6 separate regions of the Homo sapiens genome follow, and all the other regions are linked to region 1. The links are chromatin loops, found by intact Hi-C in ENCODE. Cell type or tissue: chondrocyte. All regions are shown on one strand.

The links. Hi-C counts contacts between places; a loop is a spot of excess contacts. Peaks named below come from ENCODE experiments on the same cell type or tissue, not always from the same donor. Only the 100,000 strongest peaks of a DNase experiment are listed, where the experiment ranks them.
Region 2: a loop joins it to region 1, with 2.9 times the contacts of the local background. A loop is called at or near these places in 30 of 110 quality-filtered maps.
Region 3: a loop joins it to region 1, with 10 times the contacts of the local background. A loop is called at or near these places in 93 of 110 quality-filtered maps.
Region 4: a loop joins it to region 1, with 12 times the contacts of the local background. A loop is called at or near these places in 10 of 110 quality-filtered maps.
Region 5: a loop joins it to region 1, with 4 times the contacts of the local background. A loop is called at or near these places in 18 of 110 quality-filtered maps.
Region 6: it touches region 1 in a loop (7-fold over the local background); 45 of 110 quality-filtered maps call a loop at or near these places.

The regions. Positions count from the first base shown.
Region 1 is chr3:186,612,776-186,617,775 of GRCh38, forward strand. It overlaps AHSG (alpha 2-HS glycoprotein), which reads left to right and starts at 285. Exons shown (of 7, transcript NM_001622.4): 1 at 285-579; 2 at 2,910-3,020; 3 at 3,668-3,752; 4 at 4,412-4,575. The coding sequence starts at 367. In chondrocyte, CTCF peaks have their summits at 2,261 (motif pointing right), 4,455 (motif pointing left) and 4,680; a DNase peak (open chromatin) is centred at 4,406.
Region 2 is chr3:187,162,881-187,167,880 of GRCh38, forward strand. No RefSeq gene overlaps it. Among named protein-coding and RNA genes, the nearest start is that of RPL39L, 26 kb to the left of the region's middle. In chondrocyte, CTCF peaks have their summits at 2,381 (motif pointing left) and 2,586; no DNase peak of the experiment used is centred here.
Region 3 is chr3:186,818,901-186,823,900 of GRCh38, forward strand. LINC02043 (long intergenic non-protein coding RNA 2043) reads right to left here. Exons shown (of 4, transcript NR_125409.1): 3 at 4,645-4,721. Among named protein-coding and RNA genes, the nearest start is that of LINC02043, 4.1 kb to the right of the region's middle. In chondrocyte, CTCF peaks have their summits at 2,754 (motif pointing left) and 2,962; no DNase peak of the experiment used is centred here.
Region 4 is chr3:187,712,173-187,717,172 of GRCh38, forward strand. LOC100131635 (hCG1645011-like) reads left to right here. Exons shown (of 3, transcript NR_034062.1): 2 at 3,450-3,568. It also overlaps a transcript of RTP2 not described here. Among named protein-coding and RNA genes, the nearest start is that of RTP2, 12 kb to the left of the region's middle. In chondrocyte, a CTCF peak has its summit at 2,416 (motif pointing left); no DNase peak of the experiment used is centred here.
Region 5 is chr3:186,257,035-186,262,034 of GRCh38, forward strand. DGKG (diacylglycerol kinase gamma) reads right to left here. Exons shown (of 25, transcript NM_001346.3): 15 at 4,665-4,744; 16 at 3,405-3,479; 17 at 820-905. Among named protein-coding and RNA genes, the nearest start is that of DGKG, 100 kb to the right of the region's middle. In chondrocyte, CTCF peaks have their summits at 2,674 (motif pointing right), 4,794 (motif pointing right) and 4,996; no DNase peak of the experiment used is centred here.
Region 6 is chr3:185,981,696-185,986,695 of GRCh38, forward strand. No RefSeq gene overlaps it. Among named protein-coding and RNA genes, the nearest start is that of TRA2B, 46 kb to the left of the region's middle. RefSeq lists an enhancer at 1,849-2,370. In chondrocyte, CTCF peaks have their summits at 89, 289, 2,009 (motif pointing right) and 2,247; no DNase peak of the experiment used is centred here.

The sequences.
Region 1 (5,000 bases):
GGCACTCTGAGGCTGACTGTGTCCACCTCATTCCCTCAGCTGTCTTCTCTTTGCTGCTATTACCATGTTCCAAGCAGACTTTGGAGCATCTCCCCCACAGCAGCATGGACTTTGGCAGATTTCTTGGGGACCAGCGATGTCCTAACCTGTTTGCTTTTCCAGGGCTGATGTTTGCAGGGTGTTTTTTTTTTTCTTTTGAACCAAAGCAGAAATCATCCTGTATCCTTATGCAATTCTTCCGGCAGGCTCCAACAGATAAATAAAGCCCACCACCCTCCATGGGTCTACCTTTCCCAGCAGAGCACCTGGGTTGGTCCCGAAGCCTCCAACCACCTGCACGCCTGCCAGGGCCTCTCTGGGGCAGCCATGAAGTCCCTCGTCCTGCTCCTTTGTCTTGCTCAGCTCTGGGGCTGCCACTCAGCCCCACATGGCCCAGGGCTGATTTATAGACAACCGAACTGCGATGATCCAGAAACTGAGGAAGCAGCTCTGGTGGCTATAGACTACATCAATCAAAACCTTCCTTGGGGATACAAACACACCTTGAACCAGATTGATGAAGTAAAGGTGTGGCCTCAGGTAAGTGGACCTGCTGTCTATGAGCTGAAATAATGTGTACATGGAGCTCAATCAGGTGCCTCAAAAAATCACCATCACCCAGTGCAAATGAAACCACAGAGGAGTAAATTCTCTGATTTCTTCCCAGGAGTGAGGGAAGGGGCAGGCAGAGGGCAGGAGAGGAGACATTCTGTATGGCAGTCATGGGTGTCAGGAGGGAGCTGGGTGGGGTGTGAGGTGGTGTGCAGGAGAAAAAGTGCTTCAAATGGTAGTGTGCAGATCACAGACAGAAAGTGTAACTTGCTGGAAAAACTAGGACCCAAGAGACCAGCTCCTAGTTGCCAAGTTACCACTGGCTGAAAATCACGTATCTGTCTTTGGTTTGGTTTCTCTCTAACAAAGACTGAGAATGAATAAAACTAGCATCTGGCAGATGCCTACTATATGCCAGGCCCATTCACATAGATTATCTCATTTACTCTTTCCCGGTCCTGCCTCCTGGTGCTGTGTGGTACATATATTGTTCTTGTCTTACCCAAGAGGAGACCAAGGCTCTGTTGTGTGTGTGTGTGCAGTTTTTTTGTTTTTTGTTTTTGTCTTTTTTTTTTTGGTCCAAAATCATATAATTACTAAGTCTTCAGGCTGGGATTTGATTCCATATCTGTGTTCCTTCTTCTACACAAACTGCCTCCCAAAGAGAGTTACCCACATCCCAGAGAGAAGTCTTGGCATAAACACAATTCACCTCCTCACACACTAGACAGGAAACCAACGCAGCTTGAAGCCAGTGACAAGAAAAATCAAGCTGGAAATATGCCTCGGGGATCAGTCAAGAGATTTGGAGAGGTGGAAAGAAGCTGTCTGCCTACTGCCTGTTTTGAAATTAGATTTATTTCTGATTAAGGACAATTCTTTCAGCAAATATGTATTACAAGCCTTCCTTGGACAAGAACCAGAGATATTAGGTTGAACCATATAAAACTGCCATTTTTCTATATCAAAAGCAACCAAATATTGGCCGTTTTAATGGTTCAACCTAATACAGTGGTGAAAAAGGCACAATATGTGCCCACAAGAGCTTACAATCTAGGTTGGAAAATAAGGTCAACAACAGGAAGCCTGGACCGACTGACGACTGCCATCCGTCTCACAAAGAGACAAAATATTTGAAATCAGGATTGCTCCGGATGGATTTTAAGAGTGCTGCAGCCATATTAAAGCACAGTGGTGGTTAGGAGGAAACGCTGATCAAGTCAGGGGAAATGAACACGCAACACGCACATCTGAGGGAAAAGGTAATCATGAATGGGCATTGTGACTTTTACTAAAGGCAGAGCTTCAGAGTTGGTTCCCTTGAGAAACCCAGGTGTACCCGGTTCCTGTTCGCCAGAGCTGTGAACGCTTTCAGGCAGTCACTCTGGGCACACCTGGACATCATAAAATGCGGAGCTTCTCCCAGGGGAGGGGATGCTGAGGCTTCAGGTACTAGTGAATCAGGCAGAACCAATGAGAGGCAAACAGAGCTGGGCTGAGAGGAGAAAAGGCATACTTGTACCTTCTGGATTTTTCAGGCTTCGAAGACAAGATACAGAAACAGGTGAACTCACAAGAATATCTCCAAGGATTGTTGCAAGCTCCCTCGTGTCTACACTAGTGACATCCAGTTTCCTGTCAGAGGGAGACATGCCCTTCCCCATTATCGCCAGCAGGGGGAAGTAGAGAGCAGCATCGTTGCATGCCGGCACCTGCTGCACAAGCCAAGACAAAGGAAAAACCAAGGACAACAGCAGCAAAAACCTCTAGGAGGGAAAAGAAAACGGAGGAAGGAAGGAAAGCAAATAATGAAAAGGAAGAAAGAAAGAAGGAGAGGGAGGGATAGAGGAGATTAAAAAAAGACAGTAAGATATTACCCTACACCACCTTATTTTGCAGCTTGTCTGAGAAAAATCCAAACTTGCATTTTCCAAAGCACTGCTTGAAGAGTGAAATCTTAAAAAATTAAATAAATAATAAATACAAATAAGTGTTAACACCCATTTGTAGTTTTCAAATAGAGCTCAGAGTGAGGGCTGTGGCTCCATCGACTTGTTCAAGCCCAGGACCCCGTCTGCTTTGCGAGCATCATCTGGTGCTTCCTTAATCAACAGACGAAGACCAGACAAGCCCTGGTCATTGTCCTGCCCACAGGCCAGTTCAGAGCTAGACGGAGTTGCAGACTGACAGTAAGAATGACATTTCCCTCACCTCTCCAAAAGCGGGGTGCTCTCAAGCCCAATGAGGGCGCATACCGTGGACCGCACCACAGGATCAGGGGAATAGGTTGCTCACGGCTTCACTCTTTGTCTCCACAGCAGCCCTCCGGAGAGCTGTTTGAGATTGAAATAGACACCCTGGAAACCACCTGCCATGTGCTGGACCCCACCCCTGTGGCAAGATGCAGCGTGAGGCAGCTGAAGGAGCATGTGAGTACCCTTCTTAGGATGACTGTAGGTGGCCCTTCGGCCAGCTCCACCGATTCACCCAGCGTCTCAGCCTGCCTTCTTGGCTAGCCAGGGTGCAGTTTCTAAAATTGCCATTTGTGGCCGAGCGCAGTGGCTCATGCCTATAATCTCAGCACTTTGGGAGGCTGAGGCAAGTGGATCGCCTGAGGTCAGGAGTTCAAGACCAGCCTGGCCAGTATGGTGAAACCCCATCTCTACTAAAAATACAAAAATTAGCTGGACGTGGTGACGGGCACCTGTAAATCCCAGCTCCTCGGGAGGCTGAGGCAGGAGAATCGCTTGAACCCGGGAGGTGGAGGTTGCAGTGAGCCAAGATCCTGCCATTGCACTCCAGCCTGGGCAACAACAGTGAATCTCTATCTCGAAATAATAATAATAATAATCATCATCATAAATAAAATTGCCATTTGATGCCACTTGCCCTGGGGCTGATTTTTACAAGCGTTTAACTATATCGTTGTATCCCTGAAAGCAGAGAGTGCCATGTTTCAGTATTACCCAGCAAAGGCGATTTTGCAAGGGTCACCTTTGACAGCCGTGCCTGGAGGGAGCCTGCCCGGGGTGCGAAGGGGAAGGGCAGCCATCCTCACGTGGGTTTCTTTCTCCAGGCTGTCGAAGGAGACTGTGATTTCCAGCTGTTGAAACTAGATGGCAAGTTTTCCGTGGTATACGCAAAATGTGATTCCAGTCCAGGTACAGATGACTATTCTTATTCTCATTTTTTCCTTGTAGAGAAAGTGGGGAAGGGATCTGAATAATTTTCAACTTAAGTAGTTCTAGCAGCTTTGTCGGTGAGGAAAAGGAGAAGCCAAATTTCCTGGGTTCTGGGATTTTTAAAATTGTGTTTTAAGAAGCTACTCTTGGCCTGGTGCGGTGGCTCACGCCTGTAATCCACCCACCCGAGGCAGGTGGATCACCTGAAGTCAGAAGTTCGAGACCAGCCTGGCCAACATAGTGAAACCCCCATCTCTACTAAAAATACAAAAATGTGGTGGTGCTCGCCTGTAATCCCAGCTACTAGGGAGGCTGAGGCAGGAGAATCGCTTGAACCTGGGAGGCAGAGGTGGCAGTGGGCCGAGATCGCACCACTGCACTCCAGCCTGAGTGACACAGAGTGAGACCCTGTCTCAAAAAAATAAGAAGTTATTCTTACTGGAAGTGAAAATTGCCTCGTGATGATAAGAGCTCCTGCAGAAATGTCAGCATAGCAAAAGCCTTTTGAAGGTTTAGTAAGAAGCAGAGAAAGTGCCTGAAGCTATCTGGGGAATGCCTTAGCCCTTGCTAACGCAGCAGAGCTGGGGCCATGCCAGGGAGAATGGCTGCCCACATCCTGGTTTCCTCTCTCCGAGCAGACTCAGCCGAGGACGTGCGCAAGGTGTGCCAAGACTGCCCCCTGCTGGCCCCGCTGAACGACACCAGGGTGGTGCACGCCGCGAAAGCTGCCCTGGCCGCCTTCAACGCTCAGAACAACGGCTCCAATTTTCAGCTGGAGGAAATTTCCCGGGCTCAGCTTGTGGTAAAGACTGAGATTCTTTTGACAGGTTGGGCAGTTCGGTGGCACTTCGGGAATGTACTGTACGTGGTGGAGCGGGAGGCAGGGAAGAACAGGCGCAGGGGCAGCGATGAGAAAGCAAGGAGAGGGTTGTTTGGAAAGGGAAGAAAGCATCCTAAGGGGGTATGAGGCTCCTGAGTGTCATGAGGACCCCAACACCCTCAGCGCCTCCCCCATGCTGAGCCACTGTAACGTCCAGCAGCCACAGCTGCCGGCAGGTACATCCCCACTCCCTCCGTTCCAGCTAAAACCAAAGCTCAGTGTCAGCTGGTAGAGTTGCCCACGTCGGCCAGAAGCACTCACTGTAAATTTGCTGGGCTCCAGTACCACCCATCTCCGCTGAACATCTGCCACAGACTCGTAATTAATACTCACTTGTGCTGACAAGC
Region 2 (5,000 bases), 550 kb after region 1:
TGCTTCTTGGGTTAGGTATCCATTAAGCCAGAAAAATTATGATTGCTAATGTGAGCCCATCAGGATGGGCACAGTGGCAAATTCTGGGACCATATGAGTAATCTACCTATGGCTGAGCCCGAACCTATAGCCAGTGCTTTCTCTGATAGGCTCTGTGCATGCTGCTAGGATTGTGTGATGCTGCACCTCTATCTAGATGAATGAAGGCTATAAGGGAAAGCCACAAGTGACTCCTGGAGTCAGAGTTGAGAGAGAAAAATTGTTTCTGGGAGAATCAGGAAAGCTTCCGGGAAAAGATGGCTTTTGAGCTAGCCCCTGAAAGTTGGATTTGCTTTAACAGTTAGAGATGGGGAGAGAAGCAGTGGAGGTCTCTTGGAGGTTTTGTTAAAGCTGGTCAGTAGATCCTAGGCTTTGCTGGGTAGGAAAATTCTGATCCATGAAATTAATAGGCCGGGCACAGTGGCTCATGCCTGTAATCCCAGCATTTGGAGAGGCTAAAATGGAAGGACCACTTGAGCCCAGAAATTCAAGACCAGCCTGGGCCACATAGGGAATATTTTGTATTTTGTCACTATAAAAATAATAAAAAATATTAGCAGGCATGGTGGTGCACACCTGTGGTCCCAGCTTCTTGGGAGGCTGAGGTGGGAGGGTTGCCTGAATCCAGGAGGTTGATGCTGCAGTCAGCCATGATCATGCCGCTGCACTCTAACCTGGGCAACAGAGTGAGACCCCCTCTTAAAAAAAGAAAGAAAGAATGAAATTAATAGGTGTGTAGTATGAAGTAGGGATGAAGTACCAAGGGAATTTCTGGGCTCATAACTTGAAGGTAGAAATCTGTAGGTGCTTGGAAGGTAGGAGTCCTGGGCGAGGTTGTGGCTTGTTTAGTCGCAATGGGCTGCAGCGAGAATATGGTGATGTCAGAGTAAGATGCCAAGGTGTGGCTTGCCTATAGTCATTAAAAGCGTGGGCTTCAGAGTCAGACCAGCCTACGTAGCATTTTCGTGCTGTGTGGGTTTGGTCAAGTTCTCTTTGAGTTTGTTTCTTTATCCTTTAAGTGGCTATAACCATGGAATTTACCATGTAGGTAATTATATTAAGATTAAATGAGATAATGCATATCAAGCACTTAGCATGGTGCTCGTACATAGCAGTTGCTCAATAAAGCTTGTCTAGCATTAAGTTATATAGATTATTGATTTTTTTGCAGCATACTTTATCACTCAATAATTATATAGTAACCTAACATTGTTTCATAACTATGTTTACAATGATTACATTGTTGCTTTCCATGACTTTCTATTTTTTTTATTTTTATTTTTAGCTATACCTGCTGGAATGGGACAACTTTCTATCCCATCTTCCTTCAGTCAGATCCCCTCAGCTGCCCACCCCTGCCCTCACCCTGAGCCTTTCTGCTCTATTCTGATGGTTTTCTCAGGTTCTGGGAAGGGGTTTATTCATTTACTTTTCTTTCAGGCCCTCTTTTCACATGTGACTAGTCGGTCAAGACTTTGTGCAATCTTTTCCCATCTGGATCGTTTCCTGAAAAAAATGTTTTTAAGTTTCTGGTCCATTCATGACACTATTCCTTGTTGTTCGGGGTATTACAGATGATTACTCAATATTTTTGAACTTTTTGGTGTTTTTATAAAGTTTGGGTGGAAAAAGAGCTAAGAGTGAGGGCTCCAAAGTACGTTTTGACATGGACAACTTGGTAAGTTCCCTGCCCCAGTGTGTAGGCCCAAGGGGGTGGCAATTAGGATTAAGCGTCTGACAATCCTGATTTCCACAGAAGCCCCACTTCCTGCTCAGAAAGCGTGTTCTCCTGCGGCTCACCTCCTCACGAAGTTCCCAGTGGCCCTACAGGACACACGGGCTGTCTCCCTGGTAACAGTTAAGCCCTCACTCCTTGACCTATCAGTCCTTTTATAACTTAGGCCAAGGTTTAAATTTTAGCTAAAATTATTACTGCATTCCTCCAGAAGAAACTCATTGTGTGGACATACTGAGATTTATCTAATCGATTGAATCTCCATAGATTTATCTAATCTGTTGAACATCTCCATCAGTTTTGATAACTAATGATAGTTGTCAAAATTCCTGTTTTACCTTTAAAAATAAGAGCTGAAACAATAGCCAGTGGGGACTACTAGAGCGGGGAGGGAGGGACAGCGGCAAGGGTTGAATAATTATTGGGTACTATGCTCAGTACCTGAATGATGGGATCATTTGTACTCCAAACCTCAGCATCAAACAGTATACCCAGGTAACAAACCTGCACATATCTCCCATGAATCTAAAATAAAAGTTGAGAAAAAAAAAAAAAAATTCTTACCACGTTAAATAAATAAAGAGCTGGATTTGCTGCCCCCTTGTGTCTTAGAACAGCCATAACAACATCATCATTTGTATCCTTTCTTATTCCTTACCAGCTCGGGTTTCACCTGGCCTGATTGCTCAAATTACACCTCGGGGGTTAGGAGACCACATCTCTCAGTTGCAAAGAGCTCTCCTAAGGGAAAGGCTTTTATTACCAGGACCAAGTTCAGCTCTGTCTGACTGCTAAGGTTTGAATCATCAGAACAGAAAGAAATTTGGCATGGAACAGATTTACCAAGATACAGTTAGCAGGTACTCAGGTACCAAAAAAGATGTATTTTATAATATCACTAACTCAGATACCAAGCGCTACTCAGAAAGCAGGCTAGGAAAATTCATTTTAATGGATGTTTCATTCTTTTATTTACCTGATGTTACTGAGTGCCAGACACCGTTCTTGGCATTAGAAAACAAAACTGAAGAAATACAATAAGCAAATAGGCAAACAACTACTGCAATATAATGCTAGTTAGTGATAAGTACTAACATGAAAATGAACTAATGGTAAATAAATAGAGGGTAATAGGGTGATTTATGGAAACCACTCAGAGGGTGACATGCAGAACTGTGAATGAAGTAACAGCAAGACATGGGAAGGTCCAGGGAAGAGTGTAGGTAAAAGAAACTGCAAGGGCAAAAGTGTTGAGGTGGAAAGAGTCTGGTATGTTTGAAGAACAGCAAGAAAGTCAGTATGGTAACAGCAGAGTGAGGGAGGCTGAAGTGGCAAGAGATGAGATGGAAAGATAGGTAGACCTTGTATGTATGATGAGAAAATTGGATATTACTCTGAAAGTGATGTGAATCCATTGGAGAATTGAGCAGGGGAGCAGTATGATTTAAATTATATTTCAAAGCTGTCATTCTGACTGCTGGGCAGAAAAATGAATCTAGGTGACAAAAAGGGAAATAGGATGGTAAAATAGAAAATTATTGCAGACAGAAATATTCCCATCACCCTAGAATATAGACTGCCCCAAGACAGAGTTCTTTATTGCTTAGACCTTTGTGTCTTAGGTTAGTGATCACTGGAGTTAGTGTGGGTCATGAAGTTGATGAGAAGCCCTACTGGGCCAGGGCTCTCTTTTCCTTCTCTTGTTACCACATAAAATTTGTATGGGATTCAGTTGACCTTTTTAAAGAAGGATGAAACTCCTGGTTGAAAATTGAGCTCTGGTAGCTGATGAGATGGCATGTAGGCACTCCCCCAGGGTAGATGACCTGCTTAGGAGAGGTGAGGACACTGACACAATGGCTGGACAGCAGGTGAAGGAAAAGCTGGGGAGGGGACATGTGCCCTCACCTATTCTTAAATAAATATTTTGGGATAAGGAGTCTTGTCTTAAAGCTCCTCACATAGACAAAAAGAAGTGAAGGAACTGGAGAATGGGGTGGAGTAGGATGTGGAAGTAGGATGACTAGAAGGTACAGAATTACCATCTTCAGATATCTGAAGGACTATTTTTTTTTTTCACAGAAGGATTAGCATTGTTTTCTCAGCCTCCCGATACAGAGAAGAATTAAAAAGGCGGGATAATATTTACAACCTGTATTAGTCTGTTCTCACACTGCTAATAAAGACATACCCAAGACTGGGTAATTTCTAAAGGAAAGAGGTTTAATAGACTCACTGTTCCACATGGCTAGGGAGGCCTCACAATCATGGCGGAAAGCAAACGAGAAGCAATGGCACATCTTACATGGCAGCAGGCAAGAAAGCACGTGCAGGGAAACTCCCATTTATAAAACCATCAGACCTCATGAGACTTATTCATTTACTTGAGAATAATATGCGGGAAACCACCTCCACGATTCAATTATCTCCACCTTGCCTCACCCTTGACACATGGGGATTATTACAATTCGAGGTGAGATTTGGGTGGGGACACAAGCAAACCATATCACAACCCAAAGCAAGAGAGTAATTTCCATCAGAGCGGCTAATGGTAAGGTAGGCTGCCTTGTGGAATGAGGTTCCATTACTGTAAGCATTCAAGCAACAGTGGGAGGCCTGTGGGTGAGTGTGCCAGACTCCCAGATGGCACCCAGGGATCCTTGCCTCCTGGTGTTCATACCTTGTTTAGTGAATAGCATTAACTATGTAACCAATAAGATACTGCAGAAATGACAGTGTTACTTCTGGTACTAGGTTATAAAAGACATTGTGGTTTCTACCTCCCTGGTATTTAGATTATTGCCTCTGGAAAAACCAGTCTTCATGTCAGGAGGACGCTCTAGCAGCTTTTTGAAGAAGCCCATGAGATTAGAAACCTGAGGCCTCTTAACAACAGCCAACAATGCAAGTGAGCTGTTTTAGAAATGGATCTTCCGACTCCAGTCAAACTCTCAGGTCATTATGACCCTGGTCAACATCTTAACTGCATCCCGATGAGAGACCCTGAGCACAACTGACTCAGTTAAGCCATGTGTTAATTCCTGACCCACAGAAACTTTGAGATAATAACTGCTTTGGGTGAATTAAGCCAAGTTTTAGGACAACTTTTTATGTAGCAATAGATAACTAATTTTGTGCCGTACAAGAAATTCACACTTCAGCTGGAACTGAAATCAAATGGCTTTCTGAAGCCCTTTTTAGCCCAGATCTTTGGTTTTTGACAGTC
Region 3 (5,000 bases), 210 kb after region 1:
AAGAAGAGCAAATATATATATGTAAATACGTGGTAACAGCATTTTATGTGTGTGGTGGCCTAGTTCCTTTAATACTTGCTTACTCAAATAGGTGTATATATAAAATAAGTTAAAATTGTTTTTCATTTGAGTGCTGATTTTTTTTTTTCCTTTCAGCCTGAAATAAGTCTCTGTGTGAAACATGCAAAAATTGCTGGCTTGGGTAGACACTACACACGCACACAGGCACACACACATTTTAGAGACAGGGTCTTACTCTGTTGCCCAGGCTGGAGTGCAGTGATACAATCATAGGGCCTTGCAGCCTTGAACTCCTGAGCTCATGCAATCCTCCTGCCTCAGCAAAACATTTTGAGAGTTCATGCAGATTACTGATTTTCTAAGCTTACTACAAGGTATTTTTAATTTTTTTTTAATTTAAGTTTTTTTTCTTTTTGAGAAAGGGCTCACTCTGTCACCCAGGCTGGAGTGCAGTGGCACGATCTTGGCTCACTGCAGCCTCTGCCTCTCAGGTTCAAGTGACTCTCCTGCCTCAGCCACCCAAGCAGCTGGGATTACACCATGCCCAGCTAAATTCTGTATTTTTAGTAAAGACAGGGTTTTGCCATGTTGCCTAGGCTGGTCTAAAACTCCTGAGCTCAAGTGATCTGCCTGCCTCAGCCTCCCAAAGTGCTGGGATTACAGGTGCGAGCCACCACGCCCAGCTGGTATTTTTTATTTTTATAAGAAAGATACTTGGCTGGGCACGGTAGCTCATACCTGTAATCCCAGCACTTTGGGAGGCCAAGGCAGGCAGATCACGAGGTCAGGAGATCGAGACCATCCTGGCCAACATGATGAAACCCCATCTCTACTAAAATACAAGAACTTAGCCAGGCATGGTGGTGCGCACCTGTAGTCCCAGCTACTCGGGAGGCCGAGGCAGGGGAATCGCTTGAACCCGGGAAGCGGAGGTTTCAGTGAGCCGAGATAGCACCACTGCACTCCAGCCTGGTGACAGAGCAATACTCCATCTCAAAAACAAGACAAAACAAAAAAAGAAAGATACTAATTCTCTCTCAGTGATTATTAGCAACTCTGATTCCTTTTGGCCCTACATTGGTTTGGAAAAGAAATACACACTTCAGAGATACACCAGTCTAAATGTACAAGTTTAAACTCTGGTTCACAGAGCAAAACTTTGCAAAAGGTCCGGATGTAGCCCAGTAACCTAGATTAATCTTGAGACTCCTCCTTTCATGAGACCTAGTTTGCTAGTGGGGCAGATTAGGCAGAAATTAGCCATGCAGTTCACCACTCACGAGGCAGCAGCAGTAGCATGGTGGTGAAGTGCTTGATACCCTGCAGATCCAGGTTCAAGAAAGACCAGCTTTGTCCTTTTGGATAAGTTACCTTATTTCAGTGCCTTAAATACTATTTATTTATTTATTTAGAGACAGGGTCTTTCTCTGTCACCCAAGGTGGAGTGCAGTGGCATGATTTCCGCTCACTGCAACGTCTGCCTCCCAGGCTCAGGTGGTCCTCTCACCTCAACCTCCTGAGTAGCTGGGGCCACGGGTGTGTGCCACTATGCCTGGCTAATTTTTTGTAGAGATGGGGTTTTGCCATGTTGCCTAGGCTGGTCTTGAACTCCTGGCCTCAAGCTATCTGCCTGCCTTGGCCTCCCAAAGGGTTGGGATTACAGGTGTGAACCACTGCGCCTGGCCAAATATTTAATCTTTTGTTTTAAAAAATGGAGGTGACACCTTCTAGTCTCCGTATGAAGAGTAAATGAGATGGGAGAAGCACAGCACCTGGCTCAGAGTAAAGTTTCACTAATGTTAGGACAATGGTACTGGCCAAGTTTTCTCTAAAGGATAAAGCCCGAACTCAGCCCCTCAGACAGTGAATAAGAAGTTTCTTTTTTTCTTTCTTTCTTTCTTTTTTTTTTTTCTCGAGACGGAGTCTCGCTCTGTCGCCCAGGCTGGAGTGCAGTGGTGAGATCTCGGCTCACTGCAAGCTCCGCCTCCCGGGTTCACACCATTCTCCTGCCTCAGCCTCCCAAGCAGCTGAGACTACAGGTGCCCACCACCACGCCCGGCTAATTTTTGGTATTTTTTTAGTAGAGACGGGGTTTCCCTGTGTTAGCCAGGATGGTCTCGATCTCCTGACCCCCTGATCTGCCCACCTCGGCTTCCCAAAGTGCTGGGATTACAGGCGTGAGCCACCACGCCCGGCCAAGAAGTTTCTTTTCTGTATTTTTACTTTTTTTTATTTTTTGAGACGGAGTCTCGCTCTGTCACCCAGGCTAGAGTGCAGTGGCCCAATCTCGGCTCACTGCAACCTCCGCCTCATGGGTTCACGCCATTCTCCTGCCTCAGCCTCCCAAGTAGCTGGGACTACAGGCGCCCACCATCACGCCTGGCTAATTTTTTGTATTTTTAGTAGAGACGGGGTTTCACCGTGTTAGCCAGGATGGCCTCGATCTCCTGACCTCGTGATCCGCCCACCTCGGCCTCCCAAAGTGCTGGGATTACAGGCGTGAGCCACGGCGCCTGGCCCAAGAAGTTTCTTTAAGGCAGCTCCAGCTTTTTCAGTCAAAGTGAAATGGTCCTGAAATTTGCATATGCAATGTTTACCTTTCTTTTTCATTAAACGAGAGAGGGAACCAAAACAAAAATACAGTTTGACCATTTAAAATGTTGGAAGAGCTGCCAACTTGGTAGCACTATCTAGAGTGGCTCCATTCTGCCATCTAGTGGAAGGGAAAAGACAAATTTAGACCAAAATACTTCCATCTTTAATTTACAAAAAAGTGTGTTCTTTTGTTTTTTGTTTTTTAAAGTTGGGGTCTTGCTCTGTTACCTAGGCTGGAGTGCAAGCAGTGTGATCATAGCTCAACAGCCTGGAGCTCCTGGGCTGAAGCCATCCTCCCACTTCAACCTTCCTGGTCACTGGGATTACAGGCATGAGCCGCAGCACCAGGCTGTGTTTTCTGATTAGCATAATTTAAATTATCTACTAAATTTGCTCGTTAATAGATTCACTTTGTAAAGAAAAACCACACAGTATTCTAAACACTAAGCAGTAAAACTAAATTTCCCAAAACATTTATATTTATAAACTATGAATTTCAAAGATCTGCAGAGGAAAGAGAGAACGTTCTTGAGCTCTTATTATCATAAATTTTCCTGCCCCTCCCTTTCCCGTTTATATTATCCATTTCTACACATACTCTTTACGTTTATTTTGGCACATAGACTGGGAGAAGCCCAGAGTCTCTGAGGATTATATCTTTCCCAAAATACTGAGCAAAATCAGTGGGTGAGTAAGATCATTCCATTCATTTTTCAAAAATGTACACTCACTTAAAATGTTGATGTATCCGGGCATGGTGGCTCAAGCCTGTAATCCCAGCACTTTCAGAGGCTGAGGCAGGCGGATCACAAGGTCAAGAGATTGAGACTATCCTGGTCAACATGGTAAAACCCCGTCTCCACTAAAAATACAAAAATTAGCTGGGCATGGTGGTGTGTGCCTGTAGTCCCAGCTACTTGGGAGGCTGAGGCAAGAGAATCACTTGAACCTGGGAGGCAGAGGTTGCTGTGAGCTGAGATCATGCCACTGCACTCCAGCCTGTTGACACAGTGAGACTTCGTCTCAAAAACAAACAAACAAAAAAGTTGATGTAACCAAGGTATTTGTTAAGGCCTGTGTGCTTGAATTTGTTTTTTGCTGGTGTATGTATGCATGTTTGCTTTGTTTTGATTTCTATGGACATTATCTAGGTATTTATGATGATTTCCATTGCCTAGGATGAAGACATCTGCAGCCAAAACTCCCTGAAAAGTTAGTAACAGTAGCATACCTGAAGTGACTGGTGCTATTCTGAGGCTGTTACTCTTTTTTTGAAACAGGGTCTTGCTCTGTCGCCCAGGCTGAGCGCGATGACATGATTTCGGCTCACTGCAGCCTTGACCTCCCAGACTCAAGCAATCCTCCTGCCTCGGCCTCCCAATGTGCTGGGATTACAGCACAGGCCACCACACCCGGCTAATTTTTAAAGTTTTTTTTAGAGACGGGGTCTCCCTATGTTGCCCAGGCTGGTCTCAAACTCCTGGGCTCAAGAGATCCTCTTGCCTTGACCTCCCAAAGTGTTGGGATTACAGGTGTGAGCCAACACATCTGGCTGGTTATTACTCGTATTACTAGCAAATGTTATTTATTGAGTTTCTATGGTGTACTAGACACTGTTCTTTTTTTTTTTTTTTGAGATGGAGTCTCGCTCTATCCCCCAGGCTGGAGTGCAATGGCACAATCTCGACACACTGCAACCTCTACCTCCCAGGTCCAAGCGATTCTCCTGTCTCAGCCTCCCAAGTAGCTAGGTTTATAGGTGCCCGCCACCATGCCAAGCTAATTTTTGTATTTTTTTTTAGTGCAGACAGGGTTTCACCATGTTGGCCAGGCTGGTCTCGAACTCCTAACCTCAGGTGATCCACCCATCTCAGCCTCCCAAAGTGCTGGGATTACAAGCGTGAGACACCCTGCCTTGGCCAGACACTGTTCTTGATGTACATTTTGCTAATCCTTCCACTAAATCTCCAAAGTAGATATCATTGTCTTCACTTTAGAAATAAAAAAATGATGCTTATGACCACCTACCAGCAAATCTTGATGCGCCAGGGACTGGGGGGAATAATCATTGACTAGCTGGCTATTATGAGTCACAGTTTCCATTCCTGCAAAATGAGAATTTTTTTGACTTAGGGGTGGGGTGTTCTCTAAGCTTTTTGCCTGATTCTAATTCTTCTGCTAGAAGCTGTGGGTTTACAGAGGTGAAAAAGATAGCCCTTCCACCAAACATATATTCTATTATATATATCTTATCTATATATATTATATATATTCTATTATATGTATCTTATCTATACATATTATATATTCTATTATATATATCTTATCTCTATATATTATATATATTCTATTTATCTTATCTCTATATATTATATATATTCTAT
Region 4 (5,000 bases), 1.1 Mb after region 1:
ATAAGGTCTGTGGATTATACCCACTGAGTCAACTTCCTGGCTTGGATATTGTGCTATCGTTAGGTAAGACCTTACCATTGAGGGAAACTTGCAGAAGGGTACACAGGACCTCTCTGCACTATTTTTTGTAACTTTTTGTGAGTCCATAATTATTTAAAAATTTAAAAAACTTTTAAATGCTCCTAGTATATGGTGAATGTCTAATAAATGTTATTTATTATGTTTTGTCATAGCTGTTTTTCAAGTTTTTATGTATATTTAACATATTTTAACTTTGAAATTAAATTCAGAACAATAGATACTATTTTTAAAAAGACAAAGTGTGTCTCAGCAAAGTTCCATATTGTTACATGTAGAGGAACTTTGAGCCCCTTGTGAGCTGAAAAATGGCTTAGAATTTCTGATAACTAGTGTCTTTTTGTTAGCCCCTTTTGAATTGTGAAAATATCAGGAGGCATGAATAAGAAAACTCTAAGTCCTGAGTCCATGCATGTTCGTCTCCTGGATGCAGGAAAACTTGGGAACAATAGATGAGAAAGGGCTGGACCCGAGGAATTAGAACTCTGCGGTCTCAACGAATGGTTTATATTCCCAGAACACCCCTAGTGAGAGCAATCTCCTACCTCCATCACTCAGTTACTTTGACCAGAAAAGTCCTTGTCACTGTTTCCAAAAGGGGTCCTGAAGATTATCCTATACAGTCTTTGCATTTGCAATCAGAAGCTGGGGCTGAGGGACGGTAAGTTTCCTGACCAAGGCCAGTAGCTGGTCAACAGCAGAGCCTGGTCTTCAATCAAGGCGAAAGCTGTTTGCTCTGGGTCTCACTGTGGCAGGGCCCAGGACAGCAGGGATTTGATGCTGTCTCCCACCCAAAACCACCCAGAGTCATTGAGTGTAATCAGGAGACCAGTGCTTAAGGGGCACCTCCTCAGGCCCTCAGCACTGAAGGGGAGCAGGGAGGAGATTGAGATGTACCCAGCCCACAGCCTAGGCACCAGCCGTCCAGGGACACGGGCCTACACTGTGATGCAGGTGGTGGGCGCCATGGCATGTCCCAGTGGCTTCCTCTCTGTCTACTCCCAGAATTTACAATTTTGACCCTAAGAGAATACCAACCCTAAAAGCCTAAATTTTCTCCTTACACTGTTGTGAGTTGAAAAAGCTGTGCTCAAGGGTACACAAATGTTACCAGTGGAAGGTGTCCAGGTTCTTGGCATTTTGAACAAAGAATTGGACAAAATGCACAAACAAAGCTATGAAAGAATAAAGCAAAGAGAGCATAGATTTATTGAAACGAAAGTATACTCCACAGACTGGCAGTGGGCTTGAGCAAGCACCCCAAGAACGCTGGTTACAGAATCTTCTGGGCTTTAGATACCCTCTAGAGGCTTCCCATTGATTACTTGGTTCACACCCTATGTAAATGAAGTAGTGGCTCACAACCAATCTGATTGGACATGGAAGGTGACCAATCAGAGGCTAACATGAAGTTACAAAGTTACACCCTATGCAAGTGAAGACTAGGCCTACAATCAGTCTGATTGGTTGCAGGAGGGGACCAATCAGAGGTACTTTCATTTTTAATTTGCAAGGCAGAAAAGCAGGAGGGGTGGGGGGAGCAAGTTGCAAAGGGAGTAGCCTCGGATCCTTTTGTTACTTGGGTGTGGAGAGATGGGGTTTTCCTTTTTATTCAGTTCTAGGAAACCAGTGCAAATTGGCCTTAGGTTCTCTGTCTCCAGACCCTATTCTCCTGCCTCACAAAGATAGGTGTACCTTTTTGTTAATTCAACCACTGACACACAAAGTTACTGCCTGTGCTAGCTGAGTGTCTGACAGCAAGTCAGAAGGCAAATGGTCTGTTCTCGGCCCTCACCCGCTAGCCAGGTGTTCTTAGGCTCTCCTCTCCGAACCTCAGTTTTGTCACTTGCCAAATGGGATATCTTGCTTCCTTAACTGGCGAGATTGTGGTGAGGATTAAGTGAACCCTTGGAGATGAAAGGCTTTTGTGATTTGTAAAGTTTGTTATACTAGACACTAGATTAGTGTCATATCATAAACCCCTGCCTCTCTCCACAGTTCTACTAGGAATTGGCCTCTTTTGCCCAAGAATTGAGATATAACCCCTTACCTTTTCGAGAAGAGCTGGAAATTCCTGATCCCCAAAGGAATGATTCAGAGTGGAACTTTACACACATTCAAGTAGATCTCCGAAAGAAAGATTTGGGGGCCAGAGCCCCTCAGTCAGTTCTGTTAAATGGCTCTGCTGAGATGACGAAGAGGATTTAGAAAGAGAATAGGTACAAAGCCATAGGAGACCAACTCAAAAAATAGCACTGGCCCCATTTATACCTTCCTGCTTCCCTGGAGCCAGAAAAAGTGGCACCTACAGCCTTCACTGCTTGGTCTACCCTGCCACCTTGTGGCTATTTGCTAGAATGCACCAGTAGAACAGCCTCAGAGAAAGCAGGGACCAGTAGGAACCCTTAATCATGCACTCACTCCTTTGCTCCGTCACTCAACAAACCTGTACAGACGCTCACAGTTGTTCAGGCTGAAGAAATTCACAGGCTGGAAGAAGAGAGGGACTGAAGGGAGGGTAAATGGAGAAAAGAGACTTGCTAGGCAGGGGTCTTGGTGTTTGCAAAGACACTGAAGCCTCACAGGTTTGGGAAATGGTGAGCTTCTCCATGTGACTGAAGAATAGGGTGCACCAGGTAGAAATGATGGGAGATAGATTATAGCCTCACTATTAGAAAATGATATGTATGAAACTGTAAGCCTCTGTACGTTAGGAAAAAAAAAACACAAACAAACAAAAAACAAAGAAAGACACAACTTGGTCCCTGGAGTGCAGGGCAATTCAGGTTACAGGTTACAGGTTACAGGTTACAACCCTCCGCAAATGGCCCCCAGACTTCCATGGCCCTGCTGTCCTGAGACTCCTAGGAGGAAACACTTACTCTGAATCCCTCGCCATGATTAAAATCAGTTTCTAAATGGGGTAGGATCTTGTGTAATCTCAAGTTTGAAAGGGACCTTAGAGTCATTTAATCCAACCCTCCCTGCAAGCCAAGATTGCTGCCAACTCACCACACATCTTAAGCTTAAATCACCTTCAGTGATGAGTTCAGATGCTCACCCAAAGCCCGTTCCATCTTTAGACACAGGAAATCCTTTATTCTATCAAGCTGAGTTCTTCCTCTTTATAATTCCTGTTCATTGATATAAGGTTCCCCCCGCCAGGGTTCTGTCAAAGAAGTAATCAGATACATGAATGTATATGAAGAAGGTAACCATTTAGTGGCAGCACTGAGGTTTCTGGAAATAGGAAATCATGGTAGTATTATTTCCGAGGAACTAATACTGGCATAGGCCTTGGGGGAGCTGTGTCCTAGTCCTTATAGAATTTCTTTGCTTAATGTCACTTGGCTTCCTTTCCTTTATGATAGAGTTGGATTCGATCAGAATTCTCACCACTGGTTCTAAGTCAGAATCATCTGGAGAGCAAGAAGCAGAATGTCTGAAATCTTCCTATGGTACAGAACTGCTGGATGAGACCATCAGTGGGGTAAGCTCAAATACTCCATGATAATTCAAGACATGATTAACTATAATAGTCTCCAGTTCTTGTTGAGGTTTTTGTCAAGCCCATGATGGCCTGGTATGTAAGTTCTTGGTGATTCCTATTTCTTAAAGACCTACCTAGATCTACAGCTTTCTCCCATCTGCATGATCAAAGTGTGTCGTTCACAGAGCACAATTATTTTGTCCTGTCGTGCTCTTTTGGACAGAGACCCACCAGTGACATAAAAGACAAAACTAGCTAGAGAAGAAAAAAGAGACGTATTGCCTGATCTTAGCTGAGTGCCATGACCTTCTTGTTCCCCATTCACCTCATCTGTAAAGAGGGAAGACAAACCCACTTCAGTGAGTTGTCGTGAGGGTAATTGAGACCGTGAGTGTAAAGCCTACTGGCAATGAGAAGGCTCTCCAAATCTCAATTCCCTGAGTCTTTGACAGCGAGAAGAAAGTGAAAACGAGAAGCTAGGGTGGTGCCTTTTCTGAGAGCATTTTTCTTCATCTTTCTTCCCATGAACAGCCTCTGTTGAATTGTATCATGTCCCCACAAAATTCATACGTTGAAGTCCTAACTTCTAGTACCTTAGAATGTGACCTTATTTGGAAATAGGGTCGTTGCAGATATAATTAGTTAAGTTGAGATCATTAGAGTGGGCCTTAATCTAACACAAGTGATGACCTCATAAAAAGGGAAGAACTTTGGATACAGAGACACAAACACAGAAACACCATGTGAAGATGAAAAGATTGAGGTGATGCTTCTACCAGCCAAAGAGTGCCAGATTGCCAGGAAATGACCAGAAGGTAGGAGAGAAGGCTGGAACAGATTCTTCCTTACAGCCCTCAAAAGAAACCAACAGTGCCAACACCTTGATCTCGGACTTCCAGCCTTCAGAACCATGAGGCAATAACATTCTATGGTTTAAGCCATTTCAGCTGGTGGTACTTTGTTTCAGCAGCCTTGGCAAACTAATTACACCGCTAGAGGTGACTCCTACTGGTGACATCAAAGGACAGCTCTGTCCAGATGGAAGGAGGCACTGAAGTTCCACAGAACAAATGGGAGACACACGAGAACCCTGAGAGAGCCTCTCCATGGGCCACCAGCTCAACATGGCTGTCCACCTTGTACTGCCGTGAATGGACAATTTGCCATTCTGAACATGCCCCTTCTCAAGATATGCAGAATCCATAGGAACATCAGTTTTTTAGTATACTTTAAGTTCTGGGATACATATGCAGAATGAGCAGCTTTGTTATATGGGTATACATGTGCCATGGTGGTTTGCTGCACCCACCAACCTATCATCTACATTAGGTATTTCTCCTAATGCTATCCCTCCCCTAGCCCCCAGCTCCCGACAGGCCCCAGTGTGTGATGTTTCCCTCCCTGTGCCTATATGTTTTCATTGAGGAACATA
Region 5 (5,000 bases), 360 kb before region 1:
GCCTTGGGGAGAGCTTGACACATCATGGAGCACAGGCAGCATTTTTGGGATGAAGAATGGAAAGCCCAGGGCTCATCGCTCAGGGCCCAGTCTCTGACTTTGATGACTGTCCTCCCCAGTGCTCCCCCGGCCGCTTTCTTGTCCTTATATTACACTTTGCAGTGTTTGTCTGGGTTCTGTAGGGTTAGATCTTGACTCTGCTTCCATCCCAGAATTTCAGTCAGTTTCCATCACTTACTGGGGCTGATGTGTCCGAGGACCCACAGATCCAGGTAGAGCTGGGTAGAACTCAGGCTACCAGCCTTCTGGCCTGGGCCTTTTTATCTAGATGTACTCTACTGGACACAGCTCAGTGTGGTCCTTCTTTGCTTGCACTGATCTGTACTTTCTAGATGCACTTTCTGGACTCAGGCTCCGGGTGTTCATCTCAAGGTGATTTGTCCCAGGCTATGATCTATGCTTAGTTCTCTGGCCTTTACCAACCCCAAAGGGTCTGCCCAGAATTCCACTCCTGTCCTCCCACCCCCCAAATCTGGCCTGTCCTGCCACTGCCCAAACCCCAGCCATGACAGATCTGCTTTACAGGAAAGGCCTGAAACTAAACTGTTACCTCCGTATTGGAGGGAATCATTCGATTGTCTTATTTCTTTTTTTTTTTTTTTTCCACCCAAAGCAAATATTTAGTCAAGTGTTGGTCCAGGGGAAGATACAAGGATGAACAGACATGGCTCCATGTCTCTTTCTTTTTTATTGCCTTCTGCTGATTGTAAATACGCTTACTATAAATAAGCAGCAAACGCCCTCTCAGCCCATGCTTACCAATGCAATCCAAAATCCAGCCAACTGTCCCATCTCCACCACAGGCCAAAACACGGAAGTCTGGAGTATCACGGAAAAAGTTCAACCTGGGAAGAAGAAGAAAGGCCAAAATGGGCTTGTTACTAGGTTGCAGCTGACATTGATACATGTTGAGTCAGAGTCTGCCCTGTTCCCCAGGAGTATGTTAAGACCTCGATTCCTTTTGTGGTTGAAAGGGTCACTCAATGTTCTGAAACCAGAAGTTACTATGCAGTGCCTTGAATATGGAGCCAAGGCCAAGGGGGCCATCCTTGTGCAAGGATAATCTGACTCAACATTCGACACAAATGGAAAATGGTTTTCTAGAAATTCTGTACTAGTTACGCAGAGGAGTCCAGAGTTTTGGCGTCAATACAAATAGCCCCCAGTGTTTTCACTCCTCTCGGGCTCTCCTGCCTGCTCTGTCCTGACACCCGCCCTGGTAAGCAAGATGCACCGAATTTGCTGGATCTTCTCTTCACTCTCCTGTGGGCCACAGTGAGTGGAGTGATGCCCTTCTCTTCTCAGGAGCCTTAACCCTGGAGAGCAGGGTGCTTATACCTGGGGTCCACCAACCTCCAAGGGTTCTATGGATTGGATTCAGAGGGCCATTAACTTGGAGGAGAAAATAATACATTCTTATTTTCCCTAAGCTCAAACTGAAATTAGTAGTATTTCCTTCAATTCAGCATGTAGGCAACAGACCACAGAGGTTGGAACCATACCCATGACTTTGTCAGCGGTCAAAATCACAGCCATGTTAGTGTTTCATTATGGTTGTGACAGATGCCTCATACCACTGCCATGCTCATCACTGCTTGGAATTTACGGTAGTTATTAGACCCACTTCTGGGTCTTCCTATTTGACGTATTGGTGAAGCTCATATATTCTCATATCACTAATTTGTTTTACTGTTTTAATAACTGTTTTTTGATATGGTTTCCCTGGTCACCTTTTATTATTAAATTTATGCATTAAGAAATATTCCAAGAGGGGGTTTCTATGCTTCACCAGACTGCCAAGGGGGTTCCTGGCACAAAAAAGTTAAGAACCTCTGCTTTAGAATGAATGTGCCCTGCGGACACCTTGGGGGTGGAACTTGGGAAGCCTAAGGTCAATATTTCCAATCTGCCCAGCCTGGTGGTCTGAGAAGAGCCCTGGAGCTTTCAGAATCACTGATGCATGTGTAGGCAAATTAACATTCCTTCTCTTGCAGAACTCTGCTCTCCGACGGGACTCTCCGACGGGAAGTGAATTCTGAACAGACGCTCCCTCCAGCTAGGCAGCTTGTCTGATTAGAGAGTGACATGCGCATGAGAGACCCTCAGGGCGTATCAGCCCGGGAAGTAGCCACCTGGCTCGTCGTCTCAGATGAAAACAATTTAGAATACACGAGGTGAAGCTGGAGGACTGTCTGCCAGTTTTGACAGTGGGCTGGTAAAGGTGTCTGTGGGGGGCTGCTCCGTCACAAGGCTGTACTGTTCAGCAGTGATGGCAATCACGGTGACTGTGATGGCAACTGCAGTGGTGTACAGAGGTGGGCTCTGTTCTGAAATTACTTTTACAGGTAAATCATGGCAGGTGTACTGAATCCGCACTTATGTTTCTTTCTCTTTTTAACTGGGCCTTGTACTACCGCTGCCATAAACAATAGCTTTGGTGTCAGCCAACCAAAGACAGGGTCAAATTCTCTTTTCAGAGTCCTTACTCCAACCTCTCTGAGGGGTCTAGCTGAACCCGGAGCAGAAATCCTGGTTTGGAGGTTGGGCAAATGGCTGCGTGCTGGGCAAGCCCAGCCCAGAGTATGCAGACAGCCCCGGGCCCGGGGCCGGCCAGTAGAGGGCTCTCGAGCACCGGCCCGGACTGGGAGGAAGCCCAGGCTTTCCTGGCCTTCTAGCCCAGGTGCTGTAGGGGCCGCATCACAGAGACCTGCAGCTCACCATTAGCCGCAGACACAGGGACCACGCCTCCCACCAGGCCTCTTTACAACCCCATGCTAACGAGAAGAGAATAGCCAATGAGTAAGTGGCAGGAGGAGCAAAACAACCTCAAAATCGAATGATTTAGAAAACAAAAGTGATTCCATTGAACAAGTAATTGTCTTGATCCTAAAATGACCCCACAACGGAACACCAAGGCAGAACTCTGAGTCACTGTCTAGATTTCCAAACTGCTGACTGACAATGATAAGAAAACTTTCTCTTCTCTGATGATTCAGTATGAAGACACCAGCTAACAGAGCCTTGCAAATAAGTTAAAATAATTTACCAGCCTGTTCCTCCTGTCAATCAAATGAAAGGTGTGTGCAGTTTTCCCCCTCTTATAAAATAACTTTTTCTAGGACAAGCTACAGGAGGCCACTTCTCAAACAGAGTTAGCCTTCCTGGGCATCCTGAGTATCTCCAGGAGTCAGAGTCAGACGTGAGAAAAAGCAGAGAAAGGGAGTAAAATGGCAGGAAGGAACAAGTTGAGAGACGAAAGAAAAAAAAGGTGACAAAAGAGGCATCTTCATTGGAGTTTAAAAGGGAGGGGGAGAAATAAGAGGTAAAGATTGTGATCTCCATACCCTGGAGTAGGCCCCCCATTGTCCAGGTTGAAAACTTGTTTGGGGTTGAGCAGATAGTGGAATTTCCGAAGAATTCTATGGAAAAAAAAAGAAAAGGAGGGAGAGAGAGAGACAGAGAAGGAATATGTCATCGTGAGAAGTCACATTAGGGCAAACACCTCTGGAGCCCACTGGTGGCAGGGATGAGGGTTCATTTAAACCCCGGAGGGGAGGGCACTGCCTGCTGACCCTGGCGTCCAGGTTCCACCTGGCATCACCCGTGTTATCACTCCCGGTTCAAGGCTGAACTACCAACCTAGACTCCAGCTCCTAAGCCCAGAAGCATCGCCCCTTACAAAGAGGACAGGGCAGAGAAACCCAGAGAACAGAACTTTCATTCTAAAGCTTTATCCTCCACAGAGACCTTCTCCCAAATGTTCTGTATGGTCTAGGCAGTGTGATTCTGCCCTCTGCAGACTGTACAAAAGCATCACAGGACCCCCTCCTCCCCAGGGAGAGGCCCCCTGCAGTCCTGGGATCAGGAGGAAACGCAGGAGGTGGTGTTGGGCTGTGGGGGAGGGAGGGCGCTGAGAGGCCGTGACTGCACCCAGGCCTGCTTTCCTGGCTCCAGCTTGGAATTGTCAGGTCAGTTCAGGAGGGGTGTCCTGCCCCTTGGACAGGGGTGGGGGTCCTCATAGTTCTTGCTTTAACTCTACTAATTATTATTTTTTAACCTGGATTCCAGATCACGGTGCCATCTGTTAATGATCCCGGAATTGGGAGGCAGAGCTGCTTTAACCATTCTCCCTGTCCACCTGTGCTGTTCAGCAATTTCTAGCCTCCGCTGAACTGGGCATTTCAGCAAACTGATGAGGTGGATGCACTGGCTTCTCACGGGTGACGGTAGCCCAGCAGGTCCTAATCAACGGGCTGCCCATCATCTCTTAAATCAAGAGATCTGAGAGGCTAGAAAGGCACAGGCATCTCAGAGCGTGGTCTAACTCTAGTGGTCTTAATAATGGCTCACGTGGCAGGCTGTGGGCTAAGCACCGTGTCTGTTCTCACCTGTGAGAGGAGGAATGATAATTATCTCCATTTTACAGAGGGAGAAACCGAGGCCCGGGGACATTAAGTCACTTGGGCCAGGTCATAAAGTGGCAGGTGGCAGTGCTGGGATTTGAGTCTGCCTGTCTCCACAGCCTGCTGTGTTCCTGCCAAGGGGAGGAAGGGCCTGAGTCGTGTCGCCCTAGTTGCTCCACTTTGAAACAGAAGAGAACGTACCTTTCTCCTTGTCTCCCTCCACTCTTGGGGTTCACCAAGACCAGCAGGGGGTGGGTACCCGGGGTGGGGATGATCTTATACTTGAAAGGTAAAAGAAAAAGAAATTAGCTCTGCTTCATCCAATAGGGGGCGTGAGATGAGAGTTGAAGCCAAGACAGCTTCGGAGAGGCAGATGAGAAGCAGGAGGGCAGGCAGTCAGGTGTTTTTCCACTGGCTGAATTTTCGGAGGGGCTAAGTAGCTAAGTGTCTCCAGTTTGAATGGCCTTTAAGTAGTGTTAACGGAAATGAGGGTTTGAGGTCAGGATCAGCGATGGGACAATGATGCTGTAGCTTCAA
Region 6 (5,000 bases), 630 kb before region 1:
TATTACTCATCTGGGTGGGCCAGACAGGAAGAACGACTGCTGTTCCCTAAATAACCTCAGGGTCCCCCATGTGGAGAGTGACTATAGGCCCAAGGGTCCCTGGACTTTTTGTGTGTTTGCTGGGATGGCAGGTTGGTTCTTTAAGACCGGGATGGCTGGGCATGGTGACTCACACCTGCAATCCCAGCGCTTTGGGAGGCCAAGGTGGGAGGATTGCTTGAGGCCAGGAATTTGAGACCAGACTGGGCAACATAGCAAGACCCAGTTTCTAAAAAAAATAACAAAACTTAACCAGGCATAGTAGTGTGTGCCTGTAGTCCCAGCTACTTGGGAAGTTGAGGCAGGAGGATCTCTTGAGCTCAGAAATTTGAGGCTTCAGTGACCTGTGATCATGCCACTGCATTCTAGACAGAGTGAGACCTTCCTTGTCTCTCTCTCTTTTTTTTTTTTTTTGAGACAGGGTCTCACACTGTCACCCAGGCTGGAGTGCAGTAGTGCAATCATGGCTCACTGCAGCCTAAAACTTCTGAGCTCAAGTGATCCTCCTGCCTCCACCTCCTGAGTAGCTGGGACTACAGGCACATAGTACCATGCCCGGCTAATTCTTTTTGTATTTTTGTAGAGACAGGGCTTAGCTGTCTGGTCTCAAACTTCTGGCCTCAAGTGATGGTCCCAAACTTCTGGCCTCAAGCTATCTGCCTGCCTCAGCCTCCCAAAGTGTTGGGATTACAGGCATGAGCCACGATGCCCGGACTTCCTCATCTCTTAAAAAAAAAAAAGGAAGAAAGAAAAGAAAAAAAAGAAGACTGAGACAGGCCAGGGCTGTCATGGATCAGTCCCAACAATTGTTCCTGGAAAGCATGAGAAGTCCTTCCAGGATTTAGAACCAAACTTTGCAGTGGCTGATCTGAAATGAGACTGTGCACTTTAGGGACCTCAATCTCACATAACAAAGAAGGGAAAATAACTTCCAACTAGTCTGAGACATTTTAATATTTGTTGACAGTGGACAAAAGATTCCACCCACTATCCTCTCCCAGTCCTGCCCAACAGTCTCCAGGCCAAAGGAGGGAAAGGATTCCCTTTGCAGTTGTTCAGGTAGAGACTTGGGGACCCAAGAGAGGCACAGAAGGTGGAAATAGGGCCGTGCATCTCAGTGAACAAGAGCACCCTTTGTTGTCCAGGAGTAGATTAGGGTTGGGGGTGTGGGCGATGGAATAGAAAGGATGCAGAAGATCTCTCTCCGTGATTCCAGAAATGACCCTAGAAATTCAAGCTACAAAGTCAGATAATCCTGGATTTGATTGCCTCTGCCACTGACAAGTTGTGTGAACTTGGTCAAGTTACTTGATTTCTAGGCTTGGTCTCCCCATCCTCACTGGGGACTGCTGGGGGGACTGAAAGATTGAAAGCATGAGAGGCACTTTGTATAGTCTTTGCCAGGTAGTAAGTGCTCAAGAAACAGCTGTAATTATTCTCTCTTCTCTCTCTCTCTCTCTCTCTTTTTTTTTTTTTTTTTTTTTTTTTTTTGAGACAGAGGCTCTTGTTGTCCAGGCTGGAGTGCAATGGTGCAATCTTGGCTCACTGCAACCTCCGCCTCCCGGGTTCAAGCGATTCTCTCTTGTCTCAGCCTCCCGAATAGCTGGGATTGCAGGCGCGCGCTGCCACGCCCAGCTAATTTTGTATTTTTGGTGGAGACAGGGTTTCTCCATGTTGGTCAGGCTGGTCTCGAACTACTGACCTTAGGTGATCTGCCCTCCTCGGCTTCCCAAAGTGTTGGAATTACAGGCATGAGCCACGGCGCCCGGCAAAAAAACAGCTATAATTATTGTTGAGCATAATTCCTCCCCTTGCCTCCTTCATATGCCTCCCAAAATTCTGAAGTGCCCCCTGGGCGGTTCCCAGTGTCGCCTGACCTTGGCCTCCTGGACTGCAGGTTCATCTTGCTCTAACCGCCCGCTGCCCGGTGTCCCGTCCCTTCCCAGCTTCCTTCTCCCACCACTAGATGGCAGTATGAGTCCAGCATAAGAAAGGATCGCTCCAGCCTCATCCCAGGTGATTTTTTCCCCGGGCTTTTTTGGGGAATAAAGCCAAAGGAGATAGTTATACGGCGCATCTTAAAGCCTTGTCGGTTACCCTCCGTGGCCATTTCGACAGACATGCGCTGGTCACCTTCTCTGGGGTGAAGTGCCTTCTCCGTGCCGGATTTGAGATTAAGGGAAGGAAAGGGAGGACCAAGGGATTATCCAAAGACTCCAGCACTGGCTCGCCCCATGCAGAGGAAGGCCCTCAGGCTAAGGGTGAGCCTTCTGCATAGAGGGGTCTCAGACCCTGCTCCAGGAGTGCAGAGCACAGGGCCTGCCCTTTCTCCGCCTGGCAGCCGGGGCCGAGCCTTGCTGGATGCTGGTGCTCCTGCTGCTGGCTTCTCCGCTGGCCACACTGCTTGTCATCCTCTCCCCAACCCAAGGGACCTTTGCAACTCTGAAATCCCATCAAGACTACACAAGGGGCAGAGACAATTCACTAAAAGGAAACTGGGGCACTGTTAGGAAGTGCGTATTGAACGGCCCTCAGGCACTGTCCATTCTCCCAAGTAACAGAGCAGAACACTCTGGCAATGTAGTCCTGACTTGGACTCCTCATAGGAGTGAGCAGGAAGGCAATAACATGAATTTTAAACCATCTCGAGTAGAAGTTGCTATAGCATTTCTTTCTCCTTCCTTCCTTCCTTCCTTCCTTCCTTCCTTCCTTCCTTCCTTCCTTCCTTCCTTCCTCCCTCCCTCTCTCTCTTTTTTTTCTTTCTTTCTTTCTTCTCTCTCTCTCTCTCTTTCTTTCTTCTCTTTCTCTCTCTTTCTTTTCTTTTTTTTTTGAGATAGAGTCTTGCTCTGTCACCCAGGCTGGAGTGCAGTGGCGCGATCTCGGCTCACTGCAACCTCCGCCTCCCGGTTCAAGTGATTCTCCTGCCTCAGCTTCCTGAGTAGCTGGGATTACAGGCGCCCCGCCACCACGTCTGGCTAATTTTTGTATTTTTAGTAGAGACGGGGTTTCACCATGGTGGCCAGGCTGGTCTTGAACTCCTGACTTCATGATCCGCCTGCCTCGTCCTCCCAAAGTGCTGGGACTACAGACGCGAGCCACTGCACCTTGGCTGCTATAGCATTTCTGACGGGCTGCCCCGCTGAGTGTTGCAAGAGGATTAAAAATGTACACACCCTTTACTTGGCAAAACTCCTAAGAAACCATCTTAAGTAAATAAACACAAATATAGATAAAAATATAATTTTGAGGATTTTATATGAAAGTATTTTTTCATGAGAGCAAAAATATAGAAGTAAGCAAAATGTTCAGCATTTAAGAAATGGATAATTAAATTATTGAAGTTTAAAAATTCCTTTAAACTGTAAATTCTTTAGAACTAGCATTTGTGACGAATTTTTACTGAGAAAAATTATGTTTTAAGTGAAAAATATTGGATTATATCCAGCATTATATCTAGCCTAATCCCAATTGTGTAAACTACATATACATAGTAAAACATTGGAAGGAAAAATATGCCAAAATGTTAATAAATGTTTTCATTGAAGTAAAATTTTGGTTGATTTCTATTTTCCTTATTTTAAGTTTCTTCTTTCCCCTAGTTTTCCATAATAAAAATTGTTAGTTTTGGCCGGGTGCAGTGGCTCATGCCTGTAATCACAGCACTTTGGGAGGCTGAGGCGGGCGGATCACTTGAGGTCAGGAGCTCGAGACCAGCCTTGCCAACATGGTGAAACCCCATCTCTACTAAAAATACAAAAATTAGCCGGGTGTGGCAATGCGTGCCTGTAGTCCCAGCTACTAGGGAGGCTGAGGCACGAGAATCGCTTGAGCCTGGATGGCATAGGTTGCAGTGAGCCGAGATTGCGCCACTGCACTCCAGCCTGGGCGATAGAACAAGATTCAGTCTCAAAAAAAAAAAAAAAAATTGTTACTTTTATGTTGAACTTTTACATAAGCAAGAGTTATTTTAAAAATTTAACAAATATTATTTATCGATTGTCCTGTCTTCCTTATAACAAATATAATAATTATTTATGAGTGTTTACTACGTCCTAGCCACTCTAAGAGATGAAGGTATACACTTTCATTGAATCTTATATCGACACTCTAAGAAAGATTATCTTCTCATTTTATAGATAAAGAAACATACTTCACAGAGTTTAGGTAACGTGCTCAAAGTCACAGTTATTAGGAGTCAGGATTTAAATCTAAGTCTGTATGTTTCCAAAGTCCATGAGCTTTTCACCACACACTAGAACTTCGATCCTCCCTCCCAACCAAGGGACGCTTGCAGCTCTGAAGTCCCATCAAGACCACACAAGGGCAGAGTTCTCAAGTTATAAAAGGATTCGGTCATCAGATTCATTCAGAATTCAGTTGTTTGGAATTTGGACATATTCTCCTTAGAAACAATGTATAAATGCTAATGTGCAACACTGTATAAAGATCAACTCTAAAAGTTGGTGAAACCCATCTACCCATATGCTGTGAAACCACAACTTTCCATAGGATATTGCTTGTTAATCCTGTCTCCCAGATGCACACACAAGAGAATAACGAAACTAACACTGGGGTGAGGACAAGGCAGTGCTTGGCGGAGGGCGGGCTCAACATTCGCGCATGTGCAGAAAGAGAATGCGGAGCCACGGTGTCCTCAGGCTACCGGCAAGGCCGTGGATCTGCGTGGCTAACGGGGGGCAAGACAGGGGTCACGGGGCTGAGTGTGGAAGCCCTGCGTGGAAATCGAGAGAGCCCTCAGGAGGTCTTGGGGGATCAAACCCAAAGGTTTCCAAGAGCCGGGCTGGTAGATGAAGGAAACAAGCCAGATGTAGCACAGAAGGGAGTGGTGGCGACTGTACCGACAGGAGACCGTGCGACCCACCTAAAGGCAATACAAATACATTTAAATAGAAACACATTGACAGTCAAATGTAACTTGTGGCTGGGCGCAGTGGCTCACG